Linked DNA regions of Mus musculus: region 2 is linked to region 1. Evidence: chromatin loops called from intact Hi-C (ENCODE). Cell type or tissue: heart. All regions are shown on one strand. Each heading gives the region's core, and the rest is flanking DNA. Links, peaks and the distances in the headings are about the cores only.

The links. A loop is a pair of places that touch in the nucleus more often than their neighbours do. Peaks named below come from ENCODE experiments on the same cell type or tissue, not always from the same donor. Only the 100,000 strongest peaks of a DNase experiment are listed, where the experiment ranks them.
Region 2: a loop joins it to region 1, with 2.8 times the contacts of the local background. A loop is called at or near these places in 4 of 42 quality-filtered maps.

Annotation. Positions count from the first base shown.
Region 1 is chr5:31,608,177-31,624,192 of GRCm38, forward strand. It overlaps Mrpl33 (mitochondrial ribosomal protein L33), which reads left to right and starts at 5,775. Exons shown (of 4, transcript NM_025796.3): 1 at 5,775-5,846; 2 at 6,427-6,445; 3 at 8,205-8,311; 4 at 14,201-14,468. The coding sequence starts at 5,825. The coding sequence ends at 14,250. The region is part of intron 2 of Gm38424 (a long non-coding RNA gene); the gene reads left to right. In heart, for the core only: a CTCF peak has its summit at 6,005 (motif pointing left); a DNase peak (open chromatin) is centred at 5,865; H3K4me3 peaks cover 1,466 bases; H3K27ac peaks cover 1,676 bases.
Region 2 is chr5:32,190,447-32,206,462 of GRCm38, forward strand. No RefSeq gene overlaps it. Among named protein-coding and RNA genes, the nearest start is that of Gm36732, 13 kb to the left of the region's middle. In heart, for the core only: a CTCF peak has its summit at 7,477 (motif pointing left); DNase peaks (open chromatin) are centred at 5,795 and 7,465; H3K27ac peaks cover 1,054 bases.

The DNA.
Region 1 (16,016 bases), core at 2,702-10,701:
TTCTGATGGTCTAAGGCAACCCTGTGAAAGTGTTTGACCCCCAAAGGGGTCACTACCACCCATAGGTTGAGAAGCACTGCTCCAGAGCCAGCAATCTCAGCAGGGGAGGAGCATCTAGAGAGACCCTGCCTCAACAAGGTGGAAGCAGAGAGTGACTCCCCAAAGTTGTCCTCCGTATGTATACCACATGCACGCCACAGCACATCATACATGCGCACACAAGTACAAAAAAAGGCCTCCCCTGTGCATAGAGTATTAAAATAACCATTAGAATGAAGGAGCCTGCATTTTGAGTAGAACGTGATGAAAATGGAATACATCTCCCAGCTTTTCCTGTCACGATTTTCTAGGAAGTCTTGATAATATGAGCATATAGGAAACACAGCAACCCTTTCTTTTCTAGATTGGCACCCTAAGGTCCAAGAACAATCACTTCAAAAATTAGTTATTGTTCCGTTCAATCCTCTAAGGTCGGTTACTAACATATGCTGTGTTCTCTGAGATTTAACATTTGTCCAACAGTGGAATTTGGACTTAATCCAGAAGCCATGGGAAATGTCATACTGACATCTTCTTTTAAAAAAACTGTTTCATGTGTCCCAGGCTGGTCCTGAATTTTCTGTATAAAAAGTTGGCCTTGAATTTCTGAGCCCTTTGCTTTTTTGCCTTTACCTCTGCAGGGCTGGAGTTATAGCTCGGTCTCCATGCCCAGTTTACTGGGATTCTAGACAAGTACTCTACAAAACGAACTGTATCTCCAGGCCTTGATGTCTATCTACTCTGAATGCAGGAAAGAAAGGCATGCCAGAGTGGAGGCTAAGTGTATTCTTTTATACTGTAAGCATGTTTGCGGCGGCGTCCAGGAGCCAATCTACAGATGAGCTGCTTTGTTCTGGACCTGAGGCTTCTCTGCCTGCACCATTCCTACTCTTCACTGGCTTACCTCCGGCCCTTATAGGAGATCTGCCTGTTTGGCTGTTTGCTTCATGGTCACTCTCTTAACCTCCCCAGATGAGACCCGTTAACTGCTTAGGAGTCCTGTTCTGTGCTGACATTAGGACCATGCTTGACTTAGGTGGGAGACTAGAAAGACTTTTGCCTCAGAAGTCATCGAGTCATGGTAGTGGCTGGCCCCATAGTGGCCTCATGTTCTGGGCCATAAAAATGACCCTTAACTTGTCCATTTACTTAAGGAGTATTCACTGAGCAACTGTTATATACCAGGTACTCTGTTAGGCCCTGAAATACAACAGTAACTAAAACAGAGAAAACCTCTATCCCCATCTGTCTTATACTCTGTTCTGAACATGAGCCTGTGCTCACTTCCTGAGGTCAACCTTTGTTACCAGGTCAGTAAGCCACTCCTTCTAGAACGTTGCCTCTTGAACTTCAGTGCTTTCAGATCATCGAGGGATCTTGTTAAAATGCAGATTGTGATTACAGAAGTCACCACGGAGCCTGAAATCTGCATTGCTAGATAGTTCTCAAATGCTGCTTCTGCTTCTGCTACTGCTTCTGGCACTGGCAGGAGGTAGAGGCAGGAAAATCAGTTTAGAGATCTCTCCTGGAAAGCATTCGGAAGAATTAGAGCCCCGTTTCAGTTCTCTCAGATTGAACTGGCACAATGTGCCAAGTCAAGTATCCAGGAGGAAGGCAGTAAGAACAGTATAAAAAGCAGCAGACATGGTGGTGTGCACTTGTAAACCCTATTCTGTGGAGTAGGAGACAGGGGGATGCCTAGGGCTTGTTGACCAGCCAATGGAGACCTCTGTACAACAACAAAAACAACAAAAGAAAACACCCCCCAGCAACAAAATAAAACAAAAACAAACAAACAAACAAAAACAAAAGCAACAACAACATCCTCCCTCCAAAATCAAAACAAAGCAAAACAAAACTAAGGCCTGTCAAACTGGAACTATGAGATGTCTCTGTAGGCAAAGGCATTTGTAATCCCACTACGCCTTGGCAGAGGCAGGAGAATCTCTGTGAGTTGAAGGCCAGTCTGGCCTCCATAGAAAACTCCAAGCCAACCAAATATACCTAGTGAGACCCTATCTCAATAAACCAACCAACCACCCACCATCCAACCAACCAACCAACCAACAAACCAACCAACCAATTAATCAATCAACAAATAAAGCTAACCAACCAACTAAACTAACAGAAACCAAAAGAGAAAAAAACAAAACAAAACAAACAAAAAGCCACCAAAACCCCCACACTTCCTACCCTCAAAAACCGTGAGCTCTGGGGAGTCTCTGGCTGGTGAAAGGCAGCTGGCTCTGTGCTGTTCTTTCCCACCGGATGCCTCTGTGGCAGCTGCCCTGCAGTCCAGCTTCCCACCCAGTGCAGGAATGCCTGTCTCTGACCAGTCTGCACCTTTTGCCTCCTCCAGCTGGGTTTCAGCCCATCGGCCCCCAGCCCCCCACACCCTTTCAGATGCTTGACTTTAGCACCTACACTTTTCTCCCGTCTGTCACCCACCAATCAGACCGAATGTTTTGACTTTCCCAAGCCTGCTCCTGTCAGGGTCTTTCCAGCAGAGTGTGAAATGTGTGGGCGGGAAGGGTGTTGTTAGCAGGGCCTCCATTAATCTTTCTGGTAGCAACTAAGCTTCCTGGTTTGGGTCTTCGGTCTTGGGCGTCTGTTAAGAGGCCTAGAGCCTTCTGGAATGTAGGTGTGCACCTTTCTCTTTGGTTATTGCTCAAGACTTCCTCATTTATTTCAAGTTAGCCACGTTCTCCGCTCCTCTGCTTTCCCAGAGGAAGCAGATCATCACGCAAAACGAATTCCATGGCCACACCTGCAACTCAGGGCCTACTAGTCAACCCAGAAGTCATGGATCCCACTTAGTACGGTTCAATTTTTCCCATACCTCAGACCCTCTAGGGCAATGGTTCTCAACTCCCATTGGGGGCCAAATATCAGATATCCTGTATATCAGATATTTACATTACAATTCTTAACAGTAGCAAAACTACAGTTGTGAAGTAGCAATGAAATATTTTTATGACTGGGGCTCACCACAACATTAGGCACTGTCTGAAAGGGTCCCACCATTATGAAGTTTGAGAACCTCTGCTCTAAGGGAATTTTGCCTAGCTTGAACTTGTGCAGATCTTGTGCTTGCTGTCATAGTCTCTGCAAGAAGGGGAAGTAGGCACCAAGTCCCACCTCCAACCAAAAAGCTCTTGGCAACTGTTAGCTTCTGGGAAACAGAACATCCATTTTCTTTCATAGAGTGGCACTGGGCATATCAACCACAGCCCAGGGCACACCTCCTGGCCTGGACAAACTGAACTCCATGGTTCTGTTTTGGGGCGGGGGAAGGCCAGTGATTAAAGCACCACAGAGAAGTCTACTGGCTGCTCTGAGGGGACAGTGAGGGAAGTGTGGGGTGAGATGGGGCATACAGGTCAGGAAATGCTTTCTAATGGTATTGCCTTGTAGTAGACCTCAGTGAAAAGGCATGGGGCCGAGTCATGATGGCAGGGTTGAATGATGGGGGCATATTAACTGCCAACCTAAGGATGCCTATTCCCTGGAGACTGAACCCAGGGCATAAGCCCAGCTTTCAGTCTTATTCTCCAAGGTGCTCTTTGCTCTAATACTAAATTGTTGAGATTTGATTTTGAAATTGCCTTGGTCTGCCTGGAGGCAACTGAGCAAGTACCATCACTTTTCGGAAAACTCAATCTTCTCCTGTGGGGTCTCCCTTCTACCAGTACCCATGTTCCCTGGTCTGAGGGATAGGTTAGGGAGCTAACACCACTGATCTTGTGGACAAGAACAACAGCTTTATTCCCCAACTTTGAGTCAGGCAGGGCGTATGTGTGACAGTGGACTGGATAGTGTGCTGTCAGGGACCTCCCAGCATAGAGAGGTCCAAATCCCATCACTAAGTGCGTGTCTGCCAACACGAGGCAGGTGCACCTAGGATGAGGTGTGGGTTCTCACTCCCGCCATCCACTCTCTGGGTGGAGATCCGGGTTAAACAGTGGTGTCCTCTCTTCCCTCCCCAACTCCAGCTTCCACAAAGGCTGTACTTGTTCTCCTTACCTAACTAACTGCACCTTTCCTTTCTGGCTGCCTTTGCTGCTCTGCACTTTATAAGGCATAGAGGGCTAAGTTCAGGTGGAAAGAAAAACTAAATCTGGAATTACATCTGTATCAGTAACATCTTAATCAAGTCACCAGCTGCCAGCACTGTGTTAGGTGTAAATAACAGGCAGATGTACCTAATGGGAGGAGAAAGTAATTGCCTCCTTCACACTCCATTCAAGCATTCAAGAGACATGGTATCTTTTTTGTGTTCCTGTGTTATATGTGTGTACATGTGAACTGGCACACATGAACATATGTGCATGTGTGGAGGACAGGCCAATGTTGCTTTCTCTCTACCCTATTTAATTTTTTTGGAGATAGGATCTTTACTGAACCTGGAACTCTCTGATTTAGCTAGACTAGCACTAAGTACATGCCTGCCATATTTGAAAATTTAAAATATGACCTCCAGATTTTGAAGATTTGGATTCAAGACCTAGACTTTCCACTAATAACTGGAACAGCCTTGGCCAAGTTAGTTATTCTTATCCTTGGATTCCTCACATGGAAATGGAAATACAGCATTGCTGAGAAGATCACTTAAGACAACAACAACAACAACAACAACAACAACAACAACAACAACAACAGGCCAGAGAGGATTGCTTAGCCACTATGAATATTTGTTGCTCTTGTATGGGAGTAGGGTTTGCTTTCCAGTACCCACATGGTGGCTCACAACTATCATAACACTCTGGTTCCAGATTTGAAGCATGATGCTAAACTTCTCAGGTACCAGGCACACAAGTGGTACACAAATATACAAGCAAGCAAAACACTCAGGCGTAAAAATAAATTATAATATAGGGAGAGTCATTATAAACACACAAATTAAGCAAAACAACAGCAAAAATAATAAAATCCTGATTATTAATTGGGAGATGAAGTTACCAGTGAGGTCCCTGGTGGTGGAGTTAGGACTTCTTGCACAGGCATAAAAATATTGCTGGGCAAATGGTAGATCAGAGTACAATATCCAGAGACTACCCCACCCGGGGATCCATCCCATAATCAGCCATCAAACCCAGACACTATTGCATATGCCAGAAAGATTTTGCTGAAGGGACCCTGGTATAGCTGTCTCGTATGAGGCTATGCCAGTGCCTGGCAAATACAGAAGTGGATGCTCATAGTCATCTATAAGATGGAACATAGGGCCCCCAATGGAGAAGCTAGAGAAAGCACCCAAGGAGCTGAAGGGGTCTGCAACCCTATAGGTGGAACAACACTATGAACTAACCAGTACCCCCAGAGCTCGTATCTCTAGCTGCATATGTATCAGAAGATGGCCTAGTCGGCCATCACTGGGAAGAGAGGCCCCTTGGTATTGCAAACTTTATATGCCCCAGTACAGGGTGGGTAGGGGAGCATATAGGGAACTTTCGGGCTAGCATTTGAAATGTATATAAAGAAAATATATAATAAAATTAAAAAAAAAAAAAGATAGATCAGTGTCTCTTGGGAAAGGCTACATGTTTTGGAGCCAGGCAGATCTGGGTATTGTGATATTTGGCAGTATTATCTTTTGTATGGAGGGGGGGTCCTTCCCATAATACCACAAAATTCACTACCAATAAATCACTGAGTCAGAGACTGCCCGAACTTCAGGGGAGGGCGTGGCTTCTGTCCACTTCCTGAGCCTTCTACCGGAACCCGCGCATGCCCCGGAAGTAGTCGTTGAGCTCTTTAGGCGGGTCTCGGTGAGAATCGGTGGACCATGCTGCTCTCCGCTGTCTCTTGTAAGTCGGTCTGAGGCGGCGGCAGGGCCTGCGGCGTGGAGCCGAGGCGGTGACCCGCAGGTCCCGAGGTGGAGCCCGGAGGGGTGGAGGACCTGGCGCGGCGGCTGCCACCCCGCGGCGCGCCTCCGGGTCTGGTGAGAAGGCGGCGGGAGCCCCGTCGCCCTCTGCAGGGGTGTCCGAAGAATGTCTACTGGCCGCTGTGGTATTACCCCGCTGCCTGGCTCCTGGCTGACATCCTGATTAGAGTTAGCATCTCAGGCGACTTTGCTGCAGTCTGTAAAGTTCAAACAAGAGCTGTGTTGCAGTACAAATATTTACACTATAGAAGGGTGGGGATAGAGCAGATATTACTTAGAACGATGTTAAGATGGCAGACAACTGTTGATTATACCAAGACAACAACAACAACAAAACATTCATAATTGTGTGGGCCAGACTCACACCAGGAAAAAGTTATTTTAGTGTAAAGTGGGGAATACTTTTAAAGTGTTTTTGGTTACAACTAATGTTGATAAGCACTTCGAATGAAAAAAATAACAACCTTATCTTTTTTCTTTCTTCCAACCTTTACACACACAAGTTGCCAAGAGCAAGTCAAAGTAAGTAAGGTTTTTGTTTTATTGGCCCAGTGTTTGGGTTTGATCTCCCAAGAGTTGATCTGGGGTTATTTATTTGGTTAATTATTTTGTTGATGTGAGCACCTTGGGGGAAAAGTCCTTTGATGGTGCTACCATTGACAGTTCGATCCTGGGTTGCAGATACATAAGCTGAGAATGCATCTGATATACCAAAACCACAGATCATGTCGCTTAGCAACCCTGCTTCCTCTTCCCTTTGTGGCTGGTAGGAAGCCGAGGTACCCGTTACTAACTGGGGAAGAGAGCACAGTGGGAAATGTGGCCTCTTGCAAAGCAGTGCATTTGCACTGGGTAAACTGAGGATGTAAGTTGAGGACTGTGCTGTCTCCCTTCTGTCCCAGGGAGTATTCACAGCCTTTGTGTAAAGGAACTTTGCTTCTGGTCTCACCTCAGAATCTATTAGTTCATTGCTTTGCTCCTAAAGCAAGCATCAGGCTGGTGATCTGTTTGGCTCTACCTAACCAGAGCCATTTGCCTGAGTCTTCTGCAGGAATCTACAGATGAGCTCTGATTTGATGGAAACCTAGAGCCTGTTTATAGAAGTCAGTCCAAGCACTAGAAAGATTGCAGAGCTAAGCGTTAGGCAGCTGGAACTGAGAGGCTAGACCTGTGCCTTGCCTATGGGCCAGTCCATCTGTTCCATAATTTCAGCCCTAGGAGGCACAGACTTAGTGTCTTGTAGGGCTCCTCACAGAGTAAGTACCCCATAGAGACTTGTTGAATCCGTGTGACTGAATGGATAATTATGTTAATTATATAACCCTCTCTCCCCTCCAGTACTGGGCATTGAACCTAGGCCCATGCTGGGCACAAGCTCTCTTCCTGAATTCTGTTCAGCCTCATATTTGTTTTTCTAAGTTTTCAGACTCAATGAGTTGCCCAGGTTGGCCTTGAACTTGTGAACTTCCTGCTCCAGCCTCCTAAGTGGTTAGGGTTATTGGCCTGTACCACCATACCTAGCATCATTGTCTTTCTTGTTCCATCAACAAATACTGTAGTCTTCAGGGGCATTGTTTGAGGAGTAATGTGGCCTTCTTGGCTTTATTTTGTTTTGAGACAGGATCTCAGTCTGTGGTCCAGGTTGATCCTCCTGTCTCAGCCTTCAGAGTGCTGAAATTATAGATGTGAGCCTCCATGCCCGATTGTGGTTTCAAGTGCTTCAGATGTGTAATGGCATGACGAATGGCTTATGTGGGGAGGCAAAGATGACACACACATACGAGAAAGTAACAGCACAGGTATTCAAAGGTCAGGGAGATAAATGATAAGTTTGCTGGTTTGGATGGCTAAATGAGATACAAAGGTGCCCAGGGCCTGTGCATCAGTGATGTAAAACTTGAGATCTATTTTGTCCCTTCTTGCTATCAGTCTTTTTGGAAGATTGGCTCTCCTTAGGCAGCCATCTTCAGGGTTGCCTTACTGTATGTAGCTGTGACTACTGTCACCCTATATATTCTCCCACCAGATGTCTGCTCCTCATGAGAGATGCCCTCAGAGGCTGATTCTCTGATTTGGCTTCCTCACTGCCGCTGTTTTGGCAAGGTTGTCACGGAGTCACTGTAGGTCAAGAGCCGTTGAAATAGTTTAATGGGAAATGTAGACTGTCATGGCATGGACCCCTCTTAGGGCCACTATGACTCCATAGCAAAGTGTGCTGTGTGTTCTTGGCGGCCTACCTAATGTGTTTTGAGCTTGTGACAGTGCATTTTTTTGATCTTAGAACTATCCTGGTGAAACTAGTGAGCCAAGCTGGGACAGGTTTCTCCTTCAACCACAAGAGAAGCCGACTCCGAGAGAAGCTGAGCCTTCTGCACTATGATCCAATAGGTAAGGCTCAGAGAAGTGACATCACGGCAGCTCATGTTCTCAGGACCTTCTGTCTCCTTTTCAAATGAATGTCTCTGGGGATTTTGTGGCCCCCTTGGAATCGTGCCATTCACTTAGGGATATGTGCTGAATGTTACTGTGGTGCTAGCTAGCTGCTATGCCAGGTGTGGGTACACCAGGACACAAGAGCTTTGAGAGGGAGGGAAGATGTGACATCGTGGTAAGTAAGTGCTATGAGCAAACCCATCGGGCCACGGGGAGATGGACTTGAGCTGGGATAGTCAGGCAGAGCCTCTAAGAAGGGTTAGTTCATGAAGGGAGGAATTCAGCTATCTGAAGAATAGGCAGTCATCTGCGAAGGGGAGGGCATGGCCTAACAGTGGCAAGTCACAGGGTTCAGGTATGAGTTAAACAAATAGAGAACATGTGTTGGTACATTTTCTATCATGATATCTACCAAAAATGCCATAATAAATGGTAACTTTAAGTTTGTCTAGGAGACAGACATACTTGGGCTGATGAGATGGCTCGGTGGATTAAGGCCAGTGAATCTGGTGACCTGAGTGCCATCATTGTGGCCTACATAGTAGGAGAGAATAATGGCCTGCAGGTTGTTCTCTGACCCACACACATGTGTCTCTCCCGCATACACGCACAATAAGTAAATACAGCAAACTAAACAGAGACAGGTTCCAGAGGCTAGGTGTCTCCTCACAAACCCAGCCAATGTTGGTGGAGATCCACCCTTCCCTAGAATTTATGGGCTTGGCAAAATAAGCTGCCGGGTGTTTTATTTTAGAGTTTGGGGCTTTAGTTTTTCTGCCCACTTTAGTTGCCTCCTAGTAAGATAAAGGCAGAATTATCATGAAGAGGCATTAAAAAATCTCAAGCCCAGTTGTCAGCTTAAAATTGTTCAAATTCCATTTTGTTATAGAAATAAAATTCCCTGCTGTTTTTATGATATCCATATTTCTGACCATTTATTACTGTAATAAAAAGGGAATTCTAGTCTTAGTCGTGAAGACCAGAACTCTAAATTTCAGGAAGATTCCTGTATGCTGGAGAAATTACTAGAATGAAGAGGTTTGATACTGGATTGGTGTTCTCATTCCTTCTGATTTCCTTGTATTAACTGGTTAAAAAAAGTGCAGAGAATTATACTAATTCTAATATAGTAATATTTTACTGCTATTTCATTCAGCTTCTTTAGAGTTGACTTTTAGGAAGCCACCAGCATTGGTAAGTGTTTGCTAGATGAGCTGTGATAGTTTAAATATGCTGGAATTTCATCCTTAGCTTTTGAGAAGTTAGGATTACAGTTGTCAGTTTCGTGACACTGGGAAAGAATGCACCATGAGCGTCTTAGATCACAAGTTCATATGTTGGCTTCCTGTACATAGCTAGGTTTTCTAATAAGAAATGTTGGTAGCAAATGACTTTTTTGAAGAAGAGAATGCCCTGTGGTAGGGGATACCTGCTTCCTTCTGTTCTGTGGGACGTCCCATAGACTTGCCGTGAAGATGAAGATGTTTACCTTGGGGCTGGCCTTGCTCAGGGTTCCAGAGAGTCTGGCCCATCCCCACCATTTTATTGCAGTGAGTAGCATTAGTTGGAGGATAATGTTAGTTCTTATGAAGCAAATCAGAGATGAAATACAGAAGGATTCCTAGTCAGTTGAGCGTTTCACAGACTGCTCTGAGGCAACAACCGGCTGCGTCTGCAAGTAGTCTCCATTTTCTCTGTGAGTGTTTGGCCTGCATGTCTGCATGTGCACCTGTGTTGCTTGTGTTGCTCCTGAGAAGCTATGGATGGTTGTGAACCACTGTGTGGCTGTGGGAAGCTGAGTCTGGGTCCCCTGAACAGGTACTCTTATTCCTTGAGGCACCTCTTCAGCCCCACCTCTATCTTTAGACTTGTTTTCCTCATAGAAAACTAGATGCCAAGGAGGAAGGATTAAAGGCTGGGGCATGAGAGTATTAAATCTTGTTTATCATAAAGAGAACGAAAACTTGTCAGTTTTAATTCTGTGGATCACTAAACAAGGCAATACAGACTTTAATTGGAACAGAATAGATTTAGGTTAGCTGTAGGGAAAGAACTTGACAGATTCATTCTTCTATGAATTAAACAGCAAATATTTTGACTGAAAATTACATTATGTTTAGTGTTGTGGATAGCAGTGTGTCATTTCAGCTCAGCTCACATGAGTGCTCACTTTATCTGGCAACTGCTTTGAGGGAATGGTTATCTTCACACCAGGAAAGAAACAGGAGAGGGGCTCAGGGCTGATGCATAGTGGAACCATACTCCTTCCTTCCCTCGGCTGGGTTTTGGACCCAGAAACATAAGCACCCTTTAATATTAATATTGAGCCGCATTCCTAACTCCTCGGAGTCAGTGTTACAACCCAGCTCTAGTACTTGGGGCCAATTTTATGTTCTTTTTTTTTTTTTTTTTTTTTTTTTGGTTTTCGAGACAGGGTTTCTCTGTGTAGCCCTGGCTGTCCTGGAACTTGCTTTGTAGACCAGGCTGGCCTTGCACTCAGAAATCCGCCTGCCTCTGCCTCCTGAGTGCTGGGATTAAAGTTGTGCACCACCACGCTGGCCAATTTTATGTTCTTGATTCTAGCTTTTTGTTCTTAATACATTTTAAATTGAATTCACCTTCCCTCCACCCTCCAGCTTGTCTCAGCCACTCTCCATTGAACCCCTCTGATGTCCTCTCCAAGCTGATAGCCTCTTTTCTTTGATTATTGTCATGTGTGTGGGTATATATTTGCACATCAGGGCTGACTGCCCTGCATTGGACAGTCAATAAGGGACTTATCCCTGGGAGAGGCTAGCTCTCCCAGCAGTCATTATCTGTGTGTAGCTCTTTGTCTAGAGTGAGAAAATCTTCATGAGATTTCCCCCTTCCGTGTTAGCATGTCCACTGATACTTCTGTTATTTGGTCTTGTTTCTAGGACAGACTTTTCATCAGACTTCTTGGTATTCTGGCTCTTACAATCATTCTGTCCCCTCTTCCTTGATGTTCCTTGAACCACGGATGTAGGAGCTGTGTTGTAGCTGTATCGGTTGGGACTGGGCTCCCATGATCTGTTGATGTCTGTATTGTGTCCAGTTGTGGTTTTCTGTGATGGTCTCCATTTGCTGTAAGTGCAGCGTCTTTGATGAGGAATGGTAGCTACACTTGTCCAGGAAAGTGGCTTGAATACCTTCCTAATGCTTGTTTAAAACTAGAACCTTGGCTGCGATAGGGCTCAGTGGTTGAGTATTTGGTTTTGTTTTTTTATTTTGTTTGTTTGGTTTTTTTTGGGGGGGGGCAGTGTTCAAGACAGGGTTTCTCTGTGTAGCCCTGGCTGTCCTGGAACTCACTCTGTAGACCAGGCTGGCCTTGAACTCAGAGATCCACCTGCCTCTGCCTCCCAAGTGCTGGAAGACTTTGTTTTATTTGTACAAAGTTCTAAGTCAATCCCTAGAACTTCCAACCCGCCCTGCCCCACTCCCCAGACAAACAAACCAGATAAAAACCCTAAGAAAGAACAGTCTGGATTCTCTCCTCTAGTCAGCATTCGGAGCTCCACTGTCTGCCTCTTAGCTATTCGTATGCACTTTGTTTTTTAGTACTGGGATCAAACCTGGTGCTTGGCACACAGTGGGCAGGTGCTGTCTGCCCACCGCTGCAGCCCGAGCTCTGCTTCAGTTTCAGTAAATCTCAATGTTGTTGTTCTTGAGGGACCACGCTTTGACTTCTCCATGAAGTCTGACTTTTTTCTCTTTTCTTTTTATTTTGCCTCAGGTCTCACTGTGTGTTCTTGGCTTGCTTGGGACTCACAGAGACCCACCTGCCTTGGTCTCCCATGCCCAGCCAGTTTCTGTTTTTATTGGGGTGTGTGTGAGGGGGCTTGGGGTCAGAGTGTTACCATGTGGCCATGAACTTGAAATCCTCCTGCTTCTGCCTTCTGAGTGCTAGGATTACAAACATTTGCCACCACATTTGGCCTGATTTCTAGGTTCGTAAGAGCTTTATTGGATTTTCTCATGCTCATCTTATGACTCACTGGTGTATGAAATCATGGTTTCCTTGTAAATTCTGCAGTGCCTGTCACAACTCGGTATACTAAATTCTTAATTAAAGGGATTAATGCAGAGGATACAAGTATTTTAATACATAAAGTCTTGTTCTGTTTGTTGTTTTGTTTTGGGATAGGGTCTCTCTCTGTATCACGATCTAGCCTGGAACTTGAGATGTAGACCAGTCTGGCCTCGCACACACCGAGGTCTGCTTTCCTCTGCCTCCCAAGCACTGGGATTGAAGGTGTGTGCAGGCTGACCAGCTTAAAAGCCTTGCTCTAATAACCAGAGATTCTGGACGTGGTCATTAAATTACTCCTGATTGCCTCTTAATGAATGAAAACATTCTCTCATGTCTTACATGATTCCAAGTATGTGAAAAACACCCCTTATATAATATATTTTATTAATTTAGTGGTATATTTCTCTGGAGTGGTTAATGGTTCTTAAATTCTCATGAATTCCACCTAGTGAATTTTTAAGAAATTGTTGAATTCCTGCTGCTGAACTGGAAGTAGGATGGAGGTGAGAAATGCAGAGTATTTAATGTTTTTTTCTTTCATTATTTATTAGTAAGGGTGAATTGGCTGTGTCTGTGTAACACAAGTGTGCCTGGTGCTTGCAGAGGATGTCAGATTCCCTGGAACTTGAGTTGTAGGTGCTGTGAACCAAACCTGGGTCTTTTTGAAAGGCAACCAGTGCTCTTAACTAGCCATCTTTTCAGCCCACAGCAGTATATTTTAAATAAGCTTCTTAGCTAATTCTTTTTTTTTTTTAAACACTATATATTTTTTTAAAGATTTATTTATTTATTATATGTAAGTACATTGTAGCTGTCTTCAGACACTCCAGAAGAGGGAGTCAGATCTCGTTAGGGATGGTTGTGAGCCACCATGTGGTTGCTGGGATTTGAACTCTGGACCTTCAGAAGAGCAGTCGGGTGCTCTAACCCACTGAGCCATCTCACCAGCCCTAGCTAATTAATTCTTAATCATGGCTTGGAAATTTAATGTGGGGTGTATCCATTTTCATTGTAGAAGAGAACACAAAGCTGAAGTGTGTTCAGTCAGGAGCTATGAGGTCACACAGTCCTTTGGCCTCCCAGCTTTCCTTTGGGTGTCTTGTTTTTGTGGCAAGGAAGAATCTGGTCATGTAGAGAGAGAAAGAGAGAGAGAGAGAGAGAGAGAGAGAGAGTGTGTGTGTGTGCGTGCGTGTGTGTGTGTGTGTGTGCGTGTGTGCGTGTGTGTCTGTCTGTCTCTTGGCTGGAGGCTGATGGCAGATAATAGGGCACTCAGGGATCTATGCAAGTCTCCTTTCGAAGCTGCCTGCTCTACTTTGTTGCCAAGGCAGTAGCTTTTTCAGTAAATCTGCAATACTGAAGTTTTCCTATGCTACCTCATTGTCAATCTGCACCATTCCTGTTTGGGTGTGAGGCCATCTCTAGACAGTGGAGGTTCTGTGGTTTGCTTCCCTTCTGACTGCCCAGTGCCCAGCTGGTTCTTGTGCACCCATTATGAGATTGGATCCAAGTCAATGTTTGCCATGTTTGCCTCAGTAGCTCACACTGATAGAAGTAATGACTTCGTAGCATGTCAAGGATATTGCTGATTGGCTGGTGACCCCTCCCTTGGCTTCTTACCCATTTCTTTTTGTCTTCTCTGGCCTGTGAGATGGAGAGGCTGGGTTTGCAAATCCGCTTATCCTCACGTCAAACGGAAAAAATGACAGAAGAGGATAGAGGGCTCAGGGTATATTTTAATAAAAATGATGATGGTTCCTATTTTTCTCCTACAATCCCTTTTTCTTGCTTCACAGTGAACAAAAAAGTTCTCTTTGTGGAACAGAAAAAAATCCGTTCCCTCTGAGTAGTGGATTGAAAATGAATTTGATTCCTAAATGAGAAGCTCGAGGGTGAGGCACCGTTTCGAACTCTGCAGTGTGCAATGAAGACGAGGAAGTTCCAGCATGGCCTCGGGGGATGTTGGCTAAGGGACAGAGCCGAAAGAGTCCTTCACAGAGACCACATATTTATCTCCCTGGATGCTTTATAGGCCTTAATAAAAAAATATCAAAATAGTCTATACTCTTGTCTCTTAGAGGTATTCTGTCATATGAAGTGTAAAAAACCAATCACCTAACCAAGTTGTTTTACATAAGGAAAGCCATTTCCACTGCGAGGCTTGAGCAAGAGTTCCTCGGCTGCTCCTTGTGCCTCCATAGGACAGTGCTCTAGACAGTGCTGAAGAATCTGCTTTCGTGGTGACAGGCTAGCAGGCAGCAGGAAAGAAAGAAAACATCTGCTTTGGTTTGTGTATATGTGTGTCCTTGGGAACAGTGGTCCATATATATATATATATTTTTTTTAATATTTATTATATATAAATACACTGTCTCTGTCTTCAGACATACCAGAAGAGGGCATCAGATCTCATTACAGATGGTCATGAGCCACCATGTGGTTTTTGGGACTTGAACTCAGGACCTCTGGAAGAGCAGTCAGTGCTCTTAACCACGGAGCCATCTCTCCAGCCCTGGTCCATATTCTTAAACAGCTCACCAGAGCCTTAAGTTCCATATCTTATGGAGATAGACAAGCTCTCATTGGGTAGTTAGGCTGGAATGGACCTTGCTGTGCAGCCCAAACTGGTCACAAGCTCTTAGGACACAGAGGACCTGACGGTCCTTTCCTATCTTTTATGAGAGGAGCTGTAGTGTATTGCACTACATTGGGGGCATGGTGGTATTCCAAAGCTAATTCTGATAGCCCTCCTGTTCATTTATGACTGCTGGCTCCCCTTATCACCTTTCTCAGGCTGTTCCCCACGAGTTTTCAAAATTCCTCAGATTCCTCCATTTTTTTTTTCTCAGATTTTTGGCTAAAATGATGAGCTTTTTTAGAATTGCTAGTCCGTATCCTACTTCCTTTAAAATACCTGAGAAAATATCGTGTCACCCCCCAGCCACATAGAACCAGTGCTGTCCCAAAATAGCCCCTTCCCAAGATCCAGTCTGTGATTTTGGAGGAAACCAACTCAATAGGAAACAGAATTAGATGTAAACAGGACAGCTTGCTGGCATTGGTTCTGGTCTACTGTGTGAGTACCAGGAATTGAATCAGGTCAGGTGGCCAGTGCCTCACCCCTGAGCCATCTTGTTTTACGTTTCCTTTTCTTTAGAGGCAGACTTGCATGTACTGTAGGGTGCCTTAAATGTGCTATGTAGCTGAGGATGACCTTCAACTTCTGACTCTCCTGCCTCTGCCTCCTGAGTGCTGGGATTACAGGCATGGGCTGGGATCAAGCTTGGGGTTTCACTCATACTAGGCAATCACTCTACCAATTGAACTACATCTCCAGTCCCCAAAACAAGTTAGACAACACAGGCTAAGGGGGAGTGTTGGCTCCTTAGAATGTGCTTGGGAGAGCTGAATGCTAGCCCCCCCCCTTTTTTTTCTACTTTTTGTTTTTGTTTTTGTTTTTTTTTTTTTGGAGACAGGGTTTCTCTGTATCACCCTGGCTGTCCTGGAACTCACTCTGTAGACCAGGCTGGCCTCAAACTCAGAAATCTACCTGCCTGTGCCTCCCAAGTGCTGGGATTAAAAGGCGTGCGCCCCCACGCCTGGCTAGTCCCT
Region 2 (16,016 bases), core at 2,722-10,721, 580 kb after region 1:
GAGAATTCTCCTATGCTGTGTGGAGATAAGGGAACTGGGAAGGATTGGAGGCAGAACAGCTGTCTGTGCCTACATTGTGGGAGAGTTCAAGAGATGGGAGACCCAGGGGTTGGCACGGAGCAGCCTCCAAGGCCCACATCCACCTGGATAGCCCCGAAGCAGCAGAATGATTGATCTAAGCTCAACCCAGAGAATGCCACGTTCTGAAGGCTCATTGGGCAGAAACAGTGGCCATTCCAGCAGAAATTTACATGGACAGGTCACCCCAGTGAACCCCTGAAAAATCATGTTTTACACAAAGAAAGATGAGGGATCCTGACTCTACCAATGGAGTTGTTTGTTTGTTTAACTTTTCTAGCATCAGGAGTCTTCACTGGGTTACAGGGGAAAGAATTTTACCTCTTATACACTGAGTAGATTACTCACGGTTTCTTCCCACCCTGTAGGACATCCCTAGTAAACCCCGCCTGACACTGAAGAATGTGAGCTGGGGACAGTCTGTCCCCTCTGATTGCACTGGAGCTAATGACATGACACTAGGGGAGCCCTGGAGAGTTGAATCCTCGTTCTCTTTGCTGTCCTAGCCCATGCCTGAGATATCAAAGTGCCATCAATCAGTTCATTTTGAAAGAGGGGATCTCACTATGTGGCTCAAGCCAACTTCAAATCAATAATCCTCTCTCCTCAGCCTCCCAAGTGCCAGGATCGCAGGTGTGTGCCCCATACCCAAATCAAAATGCATTCTTCTGAATTCTAACCCCTCTATCCTGAGAGGTTTCGTTCCATTCTCGTTTAGATCAACTGGAAGGAAATCCTAAAGGGTCCAAGCAGCAGTCCTCAAGGTCTGTGAGGAGCAATGTTTGGAGCAGTGGCTGTTTGGGGAGGGTAAAAGAGAGAACTCAGAGGTGGGGCTGCCTCCTGCTTCACGGTCCTGGTGTTATTTTCCATACCATTTGTGCCCTGGCTACACCCATGTTAGGTATGGGGAAACTGGTACTTCAGCCCTATTTACCAAGTGCCAGGAGAGTCTAGCTTGCGTGTTGTTTTGCCTCTATTAGTATGCTCAGCTTGCACTGTAACTCCAAGAATGTTAAAGAGACATTTCAAAATGCATTGAATTAATACATTCCTTTGCAGTGATCCTATGTCCGCTAAATGTTCCAAAATGCGACACATGGAAAACGGAAAACAGACCTAAAGTGTGTGTTTGACTGACACTGTGAATTAGGGCATCCCTCAAAGTATAAACACACCCCCCCTCACTGAATACATATCCCTGCAAGGGTAATCCCTGGGGTAGGGGCCCTTCTAAAGAAGCTGAGGCTAGACCACCAGTTTCAGGACTGCTGCTATACCTCACTGTGCTGGGGCAGAGCTGGGTAATTTGGTCAGAAGAAGTCAGGTAGTTCTCCAAGGGGTTAGTCCTCTGAGCCTACTTGCCTAGAAAGACATTAGGGTTGTTACCTGTTGCTGAGAAAGGCTAGCATCACTCAGGGGCTAGGAAGAGAGAGCAATGGATGAGGGCTTGTATGTAATTCATTGCTAAATAAAGGCTAGCCTCCTCCTGCCATGCCACACATACACATATACACACGTACACACACAACTGCGCGCACACACACATATACACACATGTATACACACACACACACACAAGTACAGACATGTACACCGCCCCCAGGCCTGTTGCCTTGCCTGGACTCCTGGTGCACATCTAGGGCTGTGGTCTAGGGAGCACTGAACTCATTCACCCTCCCAGCAGTCGGGCCATGACGCGCGTGAGCCTCTGACTCATCTCGATGTCATCAGCCCTATTTCCAGGAGTGAGTAACTCAGGGAGGGAGGTGTGGTGGGGGGGGGGTGGAGGGGTTGAAGAGGCAATGTGGTCCAGGAAGAGCCCCATCCCTCCTCCTCCAAAACAGGAAATGCTCCACTTCTTAAGAAAAGATGCACCCTGACTCTGCTCTGAAGTGGGCGGCTACACATCGAGCTGGCAGTGTAGGGACAGCAGAATCCAAAGCTGCCAGGACTTGTCTCTTCACCCCACCCCCAGTATCCAGGGAGTGTGTTAGCCAGAAGAGGGGCCAGTGGACTCTGATCAGACTTAGTAACGATAACGCATGCTATCAAGTATTTGATTCCCACTTTGGCCTATAGGCTTCCCAGTGCTCCATCAACAGGAAATACAAGGCTGGGATCCGAAAGCAGAGCCCTTCTTTCCCAGTCCGGCCTCACTATGGGCTAGGAAGATTTCCTCTGACATGAAGTCCCTGCCAACTTTGGCTTCTTTTCCTCTCTGAGATTCCAAATTGGGCTCAACCTGGACCTGACCCTGTTTCTTCCGTCATACTTTGAAATCCCAAGAGTGAGTGATTGTGGATGGGCTTCAAGTTCAGGACAGACCTTTGAAATAGAGTCACTCTGCCCCCCCTCACCCCCTGGCCTCCCCACCCCCCATCCCCACACCCAGTCCTCTGGTTTTCCAGACAGGCTCCTATAACATCCAAGGCTGGCCTTGAGCTTTTAATTCTGCTGCTTTTAATCTAATACTGTGAAATTATAGGCAGCCACCACCACACCTAGCTTAGAGTCCTTTGGACACAGCACTGGACCAGAAGATCCTGAGTCAAATAAAGGTTAGTAATTCTGCCCATAGTCTGCAAGGTGCCCTAATGTCTTAGCGCCCCCAGCTTGAGGGGTTAAGGTCCCCTGTCAGCTGACAGGGGACCTGGTATCTTACTTATCTTTGCGTCTTAGATTTCCTCCTACCTGATTCCTCTCCAGAGAGGTCTTAGGAAACATCCTTAGTTTCCTGTGGGAAGAATCTCCAGGAGAAGACCATGCTTAGGAAAAGACCTTGCATCTTGTGCGCACTCTCTGTGTCCTGGGCTTGACACTGCCGCTTACACTAAAGAACTTTCTGGATGGATCATCACCTATGTTGCCTGTGATGCCGATGTCATCTTCCTCATGTTTCTGAGGGAACTGGGGCTATATCGTCTTGATACTTAAGTGAAGGAGCAAGATGGGAACCCAGGTCTGGTGGCTTTGTGGCCGTTGCCACTCTTCTATAGAAAGCCCTGTGATGACCTCATTCAGGATTCTAACTGCAGACACTAATGAAACAGAAAGACTTGGCAGGGGGTCATTGCCTTTATTCCTCCAGATTTACATATTGCGACCAAAGGCCCCAGGACCTTTGAATATGACAGTATTTAGAGAAAGGCCATTTATTTTGTATTTATGGTTTATTTATTTACTTATTTGGGTTTTGGGGGGGGTTGTTTTTTGTTTTTTTTGTTTTGAGACAGGGTTTCATGTAGCCCAGGCTAGACTAAAGCTCAATATATAAGTGAAGATGACCCTAAATATCTAACAACCTGAGTGCTGGGATTACAGGTATGTGCCTAGCTGAGAAAAGGCCTTTAAAGAGATAATTACCTACTCCAATGTGGCCAATATCCTTTTATTGTATTGTTGGTTTTCTAAACAAACTCTCACTGTGTAACCCTGACTGGCCTGGAACTCACTATATGTAGCTCAGGCTGGCTCAGACTTGTGGTATTTGACTTTTGCCTCCTCAGTGCTGGGATTACAGGAGTGAGCTACCACGCACGGCTTGTGATTTGGACACAAACAGAGGAACAACAAGGGAAAGACAAGGGGAAAGTTGGCTGGTTGTAATCTCGGAAGGCCTCCAGAATTTCAATAAAGTAAATTTCTGTTGTGTGAGTTTGCAGCCAGTCCCCCAGGCCCCAGGCCCCAGGCCCCAGCCCCTCCCCTCTGCACCCAAGATGGTTTTCTGGGAGACACTGCAACCCTCCCCAAACAGAAGCTCTCCTTTTAAAATCCCCTGTGTTCCCAGCCCTGCACACAGTAGGTGCTGATTGTTTGCTGACCAGAGGACTGGAACACTGAACGCACACACCTCTCCAACAGGCAGAGACAATTCAAATGTTGTTGATTTTTGCAACTGTCTTTCCTTCTGTTGAAACTTCCTGTTTCTGAGGAACGGAGATTTTTTTTTTTTTCACAGATCCCAGAGGGCGTCCAGTAAACCAAGAAGCTATTACTATTACCAAATTGTTCTGGTTTTGATGAGCTCAATGGGTGTGAATCAGAAGTGGGCAGACTACTGAGTTTCCCTTGAAATAGACCCCAATTAATCGTAGCAGGAGGAGCACAAATATGTTTGGGACTTTAGTGACTGGAAGAAGTGGGCAGTGATGGTCAAGGCCAGGTGGGGTGGCTTCACACTTCTGGAAGAACAGGGTCTGGGGACACCCCTGAAGAAGCCACCGTAACACCCGGGGCCTGTTTGAAGAAAAAAATCTCAAGGCTGAAAGTCCCTCCTGGAGTCTATGGCCTCCTGTGGTCTGGTTACTAGAAGAGGAGCCCAGTGATCTCCCCAGAGACGTGGAGGACTGGGACAAAGTGTGGCAGTCTCTTCACAGAAGCAGACGTCTCCCATTTGGGAAAAGGGACCTCTGGAATCAGATGGCATGCCTGAGAACCGAGGCTCGCCACGAATGAGTGACTTGGGCTTGCCTATTATTAAGGATGTCCCATGATACTAGCAATGACCACTCAGGAGCTGTGTCCAGACATCAAGCAGGGCATCCTCAGGTGTGACAGGAGGGTTTTCAGGTGGCCACAAACTGCAGTCACTCTGACTCTACTGCTGTTGACTGTGGGGTCTGCCAAGCTCTGCCCTCCATTAAGGTTCACCTTTTCCATTTATCGGGGCAGACACTGAGCTATCTCTGAGGAAGGATGAAGCTGGTGTGGCTAAGTCTATGAACCATCACCTACAGCAAGGACCAGTCTGCCAAGGTCATACTAGCCAGACCCAAATGCGAAGGATGTAGCCACACCTCCAGGGTCCCCTACTTTAGAATCTTGTGGACATTCCCTCTCCAAGAACATTTCTGTTTTCCTTGTGCATGTAAAAACATTTGTTTGTTTGTTTTCTCCTCAGCCCATGTGAGTGTGTGTGTGTGTGTGTGTGTGTGTGTATGCTCACTCATATACCACAGAGCACATGTGGAACTCAAGGATAACTTTTCTCTTTCCTAGGGATCAAACTCAGGTCAGCAGGCTTGGCAGCAGGTACCATTACAGGTCAGGCCATGTCACTAGCCTACAAGCATAAATCTAGCCATTGTTATTGTGTCTCAGGTGCCTGTCAGTTCCCTATGCCTCCTGAGCCCTTCTTCCAACCTTCCACTACATACTCTTCCTCCCCGACCCCCTCTCCTCCCCTCCTCTTCCCTTTCCTCCTCTTCTTCCTCCCCTCCAGCACCTTAAGAGCCCTTCCCCTACCTTCCTTCCCATGGGAGTCTTTCTTGGCCACTATCTCCTCCAATGGTGCCCCTCTGTTGTCTCTGTGTCTGCCATGCATTGAAATGCCTGTCCCAGGACCCTCTGCTCCTGCACACACCCACACATAGCAGTGGCCTCGCCTCTCCCCTTTGGGCCGTGAGCTCCCAGCCCTGGCAGTGATCTCTGTCTTCTGAAGCCTAGTCCTGGGCCTGAAGCATAATAACAACTCAATAAACGAGTGTCGAAACAATTAATGGCTTACTAAATAAATGACTGCGGCAGACACAAAGCCCATTCCTATAAATGAGTCACCGTGAGCCCCAGCCACTGGGCCCCGCCCTCACCCACTGACCCCAGCAAAACCCTCCCGTGATGATGTCATCATGACCCTTAGTTCTCAGAATCCTCCAGCCTCCTTCCTTCTCCTTCGTGCCTATCTACTTGCCATCCCCTCCCCCTCCTTCCCTTTCTCCTTCCTCCAGGGCACCATGTCTAAATAAGGCAAAACTCCTCCAGTGCTGGGGAGCTCTGGGGTTTTCATGCAGTCACCCAGGATATCGTGGGATGGGGTCAGGCCATGCTCTGCTGAGAAGCAGGACAAAGTTCCCCTGTAACATTGGCGGAGGGACAAGGAGACTTTGCTGCCCACCAGAGGGTGCCCTCAAGTTAACTGAGCAGGACACAGAGAGGATCTAACTCAGAAGGAGGCTTACAGACAAGGCAGGGGCTTGGAAGAGTGGATTGTGGGCTTGCTGGTAAGGGATTTGGCATTAAGACACCTGCACCTCGAAAGCATCCCTGGTTCTAGGATAGGCACACACACACACACACACACACACACACACACACACACACACACACCAGAAAATGGATTAGCACCACTTGTAGCAGCGCACAGCACACGCCTGTAATGATCCAGCTTGTGTTGACTAGACGGCTCAGCCTATGATGGCACTTACCACTAAGCTGGACCACCTGAATCTGAGCAAGAGACCCACATGGTAGAAGGAGAGATCCAGTTCCCACAAGTTGCCCCTCTGACCTTCATCTGTAGGTGTACCCCTATACAGAATGTAGAGAACATACACCTGTTTGCCCAGCATACACAGAGACAAATAGATACATGCAATTAAAAAAAAAAAAAAAAAAACCAAGTGTTTGGGAGCCTGAGGCAGGAGAATTGCTATGAGCTACATAGTGAATTGTTTTGGGTTTTTTTTAAAGCAGCTTATAAAGCTGGAAAAATATTAAAATATTAAAAATTCTGAATAAACCAAGAAAGATAGATCTATCCATAGATGTTTCTTGGCAGGTTCTTGAGGGGACCTCTAGCAGTGTGACCATCCCCACCTTCTCCATTCCTTTCCCAGTCTGTGTCCTCAAGCAGCAACAGTGAGTCCTGGAGAGTGGCAGTTGGGACATCATCTCCCTCCCCATCCCCCAGGTCTGCCACCAACCCTGGCACATAGTTGATGCCTCGTAGGCAGCACTGTGTAGTCGATTCTCCAAACTGGGACACCGCAAGAGGTGGGATGTTAGTAATCATTGGGTCAGGACAACAGTTGTCGTCTGGAACCATATTGGACAAACAAGTGACAGTCTGTTCTCTACCATATGCATAGATGTCTGTCTGTCTGAATGAGGTTCTGTCTGACACTCTGACTTCTATTATACAATGACTTGCTTCTTTGCCAAAACAGTCATCTGCGTTAAGTGATGCCCCCTTGTGTCTTGATGCTCATCTCTGCCTACTGCAGAGAGAGGCATCTCTCTACACAGAGAAAATTGGTAAGGCTAAAAACATCTCCAACCACGTGCCATGGTGGGAACTGCTGTATGTTTCATCAAAGTCAGAGTGTTCTAAGCCTACTGTGAAGCCCACAGTAGGGCCTGACAGGAGGCTGGCCAGGCTGGGTAGACTGGGACTAGTTAGTGTCTCTCTTCCCTCCTGGACTCTCATGTTTAGTTGGGCTCTCTCTGTTGGGCAGATGGAAGAGATGGACCCAGCTGGGTTGTAGTAGGCCTGAACAGAGCTGGAGCTCTAAGGAAGCTGTCTGGGCACTTCCTCAGCTAGTCTCCACCTATCCTACCATGGGACCAGTGCCTTGCCAGAGACAAGCCAGACAAACACAGCTCACTGCTGCCCTCTGGTGTCTGATTCTTCCGGCCCCGTTGCTCCTCTAGGGACAGCCACATGATGCTGTCTCTGAGCAGGGCCCATGAGCAGTCACCCAATGTGAGCATGAGAACGATAGTCTGTCAGTACTGATTCTGAGATAACAGACGTAAGATGGGACTATTCCAGGCTGGGTGAGCATATGGTTATCCCGTCTAGGCTTAGAACCATTTCGCGGTAGCCTCCAGAACCATCTCAGGGAACTGCCTGGTGAAGTCACCAAGTCACAACACATGTAAGTGCTTAGCAGGAGCATGAAAGAGTAAGAAGTCACTGGCTAATGTGGTCAGTGGTTGACTATTATCCTCTCTTAGGAGTTGCCGGCATCCTGGGAGCCCATTTCCAGCTGTTCGGATGGGATAAGCTGCACCCAGAGCTATCGATAAAGCAGGAGTGGGGGGATCTGGTCTTTGGGTGGACTGAGGTGGGTGCTTCTGGGGCTCAGTCATGTGGCATGAGCAGTAAACCCAGCAGTCTGGCCTGTGAGTGGTCCAGACACCTTCCCTCTGGAAATTTGGGGCCTTGCCAGGACAGGGGATAGACAGGGAAACTTCATTCTCACTGAGATAAGGGCATTTTTGTGTCCGCTTTTGTAGTGGTCCTCCTGTCCAGTAGCTGTGTCCCAGTGCTAACTGGGGTGATCTTTGCCCTGCTGAGTGGCCAGCAGGTGTGGGTGAGCCTCTGTCCCTGCCTTCCTCTTCACATTCTGCCCCCCATCTCCTCCTCATGGCCTCTAACCCCATCAACCTCAGGCCTCTGGTAGGACAGCCTCAGGGCCTTTGCTAAGCTGCTGGTCCCCCGGGGATCTCTGGTAGGGATCAGTGCAGGATGACCAGCGGCTGTGCCACTCATAAAAGCAAGTGGGGTTTGGTACAGGTACAGAGCCTTGAGCCCCACCCTCTGAAGCTGCCAATTACAGGGAAGGTGCCAGTGACTGAGGCCAGGGTAGAAGGACCAACTCAGACATCGAGCAGGAGATGAAGGTGCCTCAGGGACAGGACACAGAAAGAGGAAGGACAGAACTCATAGGGTCCCCATATGGGTCTCAAAAGGCAGAGACAGGAGTCAGGGACTGACAGAGATCATGGGCTTCCAGGGGCAAGGGTTCGGGGGCAGAGTCTGGGTGGCTGGGACAGTGTGTGTAAGTAAGTAGGTTTGATTCAGAGGCTTGTAAGGACTTTAGCAAAGGCAAGAGGAGGACGCACAGCTTTAGAAAGAATTCTTATGGTCTAGGAGAGAGGGCTCAGGCTGGGTGCCTTGTTTGAGGAAGAGGAGAAAGCTTCAAGTTGGTTTTGTATTCCTCAAACCTGTTTGCCCACATCTTTGGCATCTGTGCCCCATGAGGAAGCTGCAAGGAGCTGGGCCTGTCTGGGCCTGAGAGTGGCATTCTTATTGAGGCCATGTACTTCCTGCAGATGTTCCCTACTGAGGTCACAGGCCCCTCTCGAGGACCTTCTTCCTGGTCTTTGCTCACTAAAGCAGCCCAGAACCCCACACCATAGCAGGCGGCTTTGCTTTCTTCCTCCCACCTGCCCCTTCCTCAGTCTTCCTCATAAGACTTCCTGCCTACACACACTCACACTTGAGCCTTGCACAGCCAGCCACACACAGGCGCCTGCAGTCTTGAGTCTGAGAGCTTGGGTTTGAGCTCAACCTCTACCATTCACCTGCAATGTGGCTCTGGGCAGTTTGAACCCTTTGTGCCTCAGTTATCTCATCTGTGAATTGGGGATAATGGGATGTAATGACGCTTATCTCATGGACTTGTCATGAGGATCGAAGGAGCTGAGGCAAGTGCAAACAGCTCAGAGGGCTCTGTGGGTGGGAGGGGATCTACTAGTACTGTTTGTATCCCACACAGCACTTAGCCAGGAATAGAAACATGCATGGCTGGTATGAGCTGTTCCTCACTCATTCCAGAACCATCTATAGGGCTGCTGGGTGCTGGGCACTATTCTACACATGTGGCAATAGGAGTCAGCGCAATCCAAGATGCCTGCCCTCTTGAAGATGCCATTCTAGGGAAGGAACCCCCAACAACACCCATCTACCAGCACACATTCCCACCTCCCTCTGGAGCTGAAGACCCTCAGGCAGGAAGGTGTGGCAACTCCAGGCCTCTGGAGGTGCAACTCGTAAGCACCTCCCAATCATCCTGTGGCCCAAGAAGCCCTTGAGTCAGAAAACAAGGTCACTCTGATCCTGGCTAGGACACGCAGAGCATTGAGGCAAGAGAGTGCAATTATTAAGTATAATTGCCCATTTTACAGATGAGTAAATTGAGGTCCAGGAAGGTTTAACTGCTTTACCCTTGGTGGTACAGCTGGCCAGTAACAGGGTTATTCAGTCAACAAGTATTTATTGAGCTCCTACCTTGATTTTGTGCCACCTGCTGTTCTAGGCCCTAGGGATAGAGTCTCTGCCTTTTGTGGCAATTCTGTGAGTTGCAGGAGCCCAGAAACAAGCATGTTTTAGAGAGTGGTGTGTTTCTAGGCAGAAAATGATACTCTGGACCAGACAGTGGGTGGAAGAAGGAAGATAGCAAGGGAGACCCAGGAAGGTGGCATTTAGCTGAGTCACCATGCAGAGAACTCTAGCTACAAACTGCCCTACATGGTGACCCAGATTAAGGGTGACCGAATCATCCACCTAAAAAGCTAACAAGATTGGAGGCTGGGCCCCTCCTGAAGAGAAGAGATTTTTCTGAACCCTGTGCTGAGTAGCTGGTAAAAAGTACACTGGGACTCCTTTGCTTTGTTCTTTTAGTAGTCTCTCTAGTCTCTGTGTCTCTGTCTGTCCCTTCCTCCTCCCTCGCTGCCTCTGTGTATACGTGTATATGTGTGTCAGAGGGAACATTTATGTTAGTTAGTTATTAGTTCGTTCGTTAGTTAGTTAGTGACTTTCACTGACCTGAAATTTGTTAAGTAGGCCAGGCTACCTGGCCAGCAAACACCGGGGATTCCTCCTGTCTCTGCATCCCCATCTGTGGGTATAAAAGCGTTCACCACCATGTCTAGCTTTTTCCACATGGGTTTGAGGGAGCAGGGCTCAGACTCAAATCTCTGAGCTTGCAAGGCAAGCAGTTACTGACCAGGCTATCTTTTCAGCCCAAACTACTTTTTAAAGAGCAGTTTTAGGCCCCAAGAAACTGACTACAAAGTACTGATGGTCCCGAAATCTCCATTCCCCTGCATATGCATTGCATGTGTCACAGCCAGTGAAGTCACGTGGGAGTGTCATGGTCACCAAAGGCCTACACCTTAGGGCTCAACTTGACATCTGTTCTCTGAGTTTCGCTAAACTCTAAGGACAGTATTTTGTGTGGTCTGGAGAGTGGTATGCGAGAGCTGGGGTTGTGGAGTTCAGTGAATGAGTTTGTCAGGGTTATTGCAAAAGCAAGAGTAAGAAAACAGTGAGCAGCCAGTAGAGAGGAACGTCAGGACATCAGGTGGTGCTTACAACATGCAGTTGAAACCAGCTGAGGACTCTGAGACTGTAAGCTGGAATCCAATTGTTCCCTCCGTGAGTGAGCTTCCGACTTCCCATCCTCACGGCAGCTTTACGTAACCGAATAAACCGTAGCAAGAGCTAGGAGACAGCTTGTCTTCTAACTGTTCTCAGGGACGTGGTGCGTTTCTAATAATTTTCAAAAATTATAATTACAACATTTTACTCTTTCCCTTTCCTCCCTCCAACCCTTCCCCTGGACTGCCTTCCTATCTCTCAAGTTCATGACCTCTTTTTCAATTGTAAGTAAATATAAACATACACATATAGACATGTGTATATATACATATGTTTGTATATGCAGGTATATGTATATGCATGTATATTTGTATGTGTCTATGTGTAATTTCCTAAATATATAAATGCAACCTGCTCTGAATAATGTTCCTTGTGGATATGTTCCACCTCTCCTGAGCATCCTCTCCGTTAGCATACCTATTGATGTCATCATTGTTCAGGTCTTAAACATCCGTGTTGGGGAGACTTCATGGGCGCAGCTTCTGACATTTCTTTCTTATTTATTTATTTATTTATTTATTTATTTATTTATTGAGACAGGGTTTCTCTGTGTAGCCCCGGCTGACCTGGAACTCACTTTGTAGACCAGGCTGGCCTCGAACAGCTTCTGACATTTCTTATTGATTGATTGATTGATTGATTGATTGAGACAGGGTTTCTCCATTTATTTATTTATTTATTGAGTCAGGGTTTCTCTGTGTAGCCCGGCTGACCTGGAACTCCCTTTGTAGACCAGGCTGGCCTCGAACTCAGAAATCTGTCTGCCTCCGCCTCCCAAGTGCTGGGATTAAAGGCGTGCGCCACCACCGCCCGGCCTGACATTTCTAGGAGACACAATCTTATCGTAAACCTCCCGTTCCTCCAGCTCTTGCAACTTTTCTGCCCCCTCCTCTGCAGGGATCCCAGAGCTGTAGGTACAGAGCTTGTGTTGCAGATGCATCAGCTGGGACTGGGCTCCGCACAGTCTCTTGCTCTCTGCATTTTGATGTTTGTTGATTCTGTGATGGTCTTCATCCTGGATGAGGGCTAAGAGTTACACTCACCTATGGATATAAGGACAAATATTTAGAATGTAGTTAGGGACTTTGCTGGTTTGGTAAAATGTCAGTTGTAGGTTCTGCTGCAAGGTCCATGACTTCTCAATCTCCATGATTGGCTACTTATCTAGTGCCAGGAATGATCTCCCTCTTGTGAGCAGGCCATAAGCTCAGTTCGAGAGCTGTTGGTCACCACCAAGGTGTGTGTGCGTGTGTGTGTGTGTGTGTGTGTGTGTGTGCCTGCCATTGTTTGCTTCTTTAGGGTGATGATGCCACGCTGGTCATTGTTGTGGTTCATAGGTGTCATGGCTGGGTAAGGCTGATGATTGCGTCCTTCCTTTAGATGTAAAAGTAACTCTTGGGGGTTTCCTTGTGCCCTTTTTCCTCTCAAATAACTGCAGGGCATCTTCACACCTCCTCTAGCCTATTTTAGCTCCCGAATAAAAGACACAGAGACCTCATATTTTTATTAACAAGCTGCTAGCATTAAGCTGGACAGATCCTGATCATTCTAACCTGTCTAGGCTGCCAGTACCCAGCCCAATGCTCCATTACTTACCATCTGGTCTTGCCTTGGCTCTCTCTGATCCATGTGTGTCCTCAGGGCTGCTTTCTCATCTGGACCTAATGATGAATACCCCTGGTCGATCCATATGGTACCTTCACACCTTCTTCTCTTGGTCCTTTGTACTCTGGTTTCTTGGGACCCTCTCACTGGGATCAGAAGTTTCACCCTATTCTCCTCTGGCCAGCTAATTGGCTGTTCAGCTCTTTATTAACCAATCAGAGGTGATGGAAAACAATTTTCACATAACTTTAGGACTGGAGATGCTTGGCCATGCCATACTGTAACCAGATGTTTGGGCACAGAAATCAGTATCTGAACGCACTATAAAAAATTCTTGCATGTGCATTCTGGTACCATGAAAGCTAGTTGCCAGGGAAGAGGATTTTAGGTCAAACCAAACTCAGGTTCTCTGGATCCTGTGTCCAAAGTTCATGGCATCTTCAGCCATAGGGACTTAACATCCACTTCTGGGAGGCAACTATAGGGTAATGCAGTGGCCTGTAATGTTCTGGGAGTCTCCTGGACAACCCTAGCCAACAACTCCAACAGGGCCTTTGCATGCCTAGTGTTGGAGTTTTTGTTAGATAGTCTGTGGCTCTACAGGGAACCATTATTAGCACAGACAAGAACATTCCATTTGAACTATGTATGAATATTTATACACCAACATATATGTAACTTTAGGTATGTCACTAATTTATGATTCCTTATACATTTACCAGAATTCTTTCTCCTTCCTTTTTCTTCTCTCTCTCTCTCTGTATATATATACATATATATATATGTATACATGTATATATATATATATATATATATATATATTTCTGTGATTAACCACTCCCCAGGGAAGCATAATGTTTCTAAGACCCTCATCTGTTGCTGTTTTTCATTTTTCCTGCTACAGAGTTGGGGAGGGGATAGTCTGCTCTAGGATGGGGGTGGACTTGGAGGACACTTTGAGATAAAGATGTTTGATTCTAAAGCAGGGAGGCTAAGAGCCAGCTTCCTGATAAGCTCAAATAGCACATGATGATTTACCAACATAATGATTGTCACAGACACATACCCAGACTGATGGGATCTCAAGGTTGATTGATTCTCTGCCTTAGAAGTCCTCTAAGACCTGAGTGTCATTCCTTCTCCCAGCACTGGCACACACAGCCACTGATCTTTTCATTGTCTTCATGGTTTAAGAACCCAATGATGCATAGTCTTCTCCCACTGGCTTCTTCCATTTAGTAACTAACTAACTAACTAACTAACACACACACACACACACACACACACACATACACACACACACTTGCACACACACTCTCTCACACTTGCACAGACTCACATACTCATATTCACTCACATATGCACGCACACACTCACACTCTCGCACACTCATATGTTCACACTCACATACTCTCACATACTCATACACACTCACACACTCATGCATACACACACACAGACTCATGCACACACACACACACACACATACAAGCACTCACACACACACACACTCACAGGTATATCCATGCGTATCAGGCTCTCCTGTGTCTTTGACAACTTGATTACTTCTTCCCTTTTAGTGTTGAATAAATCCCGTTTTATGGATGTAAGGGCTACCTTTTGTTGTTGTGTATTTTGGTTTTCATCTAGTTTACCCTAGAGGGATGTCAGCTCTTTCATCTATGGGGTGGGGCACACACCCTACAGAGGATGAGGCTTTCCAGAGCTTCAAGGCTGCACTTCTCCTTGTGCCCAACAGGTGGCTACAGCCCTCTGTTCTGCACTGTAGTAGCTGGTGGGCCTGAAGTCAAGGGCATGGCTTATTAGGGGATTGTGCGAAACAAAAAAGAGATAAATGACTGCAGGTCCTAAAGGCTTCTTGTCTTTCTGCTCGTACAGGTGATTTCGGCTGCTGGAACACTTTTCTTGATTTGGGAAAGGGCAAGTCTCTGAATTATGTAGCCATATCCATTCTTCAAAGAAGTGTTCTGGGGCTTACTCTCCTTGGTATTGCCTCCTAGAAGACTGGAGACTTCTGGAAAACCTGGTCCTCACAATAGCCTCTGATTTCAAGTAGGTGCTTTCCTGTGCACATAGCTCTGAGTGTGGATGAGGGAGCTCATGTGCGCATAACTCCACCAGTAGAGAGAGGTTCGTGTAATGAGGGAGGATGGTGTAGCTAACAGCCTAAATGAGAAAGATTTATGGCGAATGAGACTGTTGTCTTTTGCCAGCAAGTCTGAACCATAGCAACAATGAAATGGGCAAATAAAATGTGGTATGTCCATTAGCAGAATATTATTCAGCCTTGAAGGAGAAAGAAATTCCGACACTTACTATGACATATATGAATGCCGAGGTCATTTGCTACATGAACTGACACACAAATAGCAGTACAACCCACAAATGTTTTGCGAATACACTTATGTGAGGGACCAAAACTTATGGAGACCACATGCTGATAAACTCATTGTAAGTTAGAATGTGTATTGGAAATGCATTAATCTAATGTACCCAACTGAACATCACCACTTGATCAACACCACTGGACAAGGCTGGTCCCTTCCTTTTGTGGTCTCTCGGGGCTGCTGATCAGCACCATAAGAGAGGACAAAACACACACTATTATTTCAGGGAAGGCTTAACACCCGTCAACACAGCTAATACTGTGTGCACATTATAAAGCTCATACGTCACAAGTGGAACTACTGTGAGGTCATGACTGTTTGTAAGGCAGAAGTTTCTGCCACCATGATCCTGTGCTGAAGCCCTCCAGGGATAGACATTCTAAAATGAGACACTGTGCCCTTCGATGCCCCTTTAGCAGTAGAAACAGTAATCCTAAAACAACAGACCAGTGGATTATAGGCATAGATTTTTTTTTCATATGGGTTCAATCTTCCCAGAAGTAGTGGGAAAGAAAGGTTATTAAGATATGGGGAAAGTGGACCTGTTTAGAAATAGTTCTTTGTAGTGATTCCAATCTTCAATGTATCAGTCCAGTCCACTTGGCAGACACCACACACAAACCAGCAGCTGCAGTTCAATCCAGCAGAAACGGAGAGGCTCCCTAACTGGCCCAAGTCCATGGAAGTGGCAGGAAGCCACTGGAACCTCACAAGAAGTTCTTTGGTAAGTTTCTCTCTATAGCGTCACCACAAGTGGAGCTCAGCAATGCAACATACGGCAAGCCAATAATACATGGTGCCGTCAGTGAAGAATAGCAAGGAATAGCAAGGTGCACCAAAGCAAACCAATGCTCAAGCTCCCACTGTCTGTGGGTTCATATTTATATTCCTTCTAAACATCACGTGTCCTTTTACATGTCTATTATAGCAAAACATTTTCACCTATGCCTGCTTTAGCAAAATATTCACAAGTCTGCTTT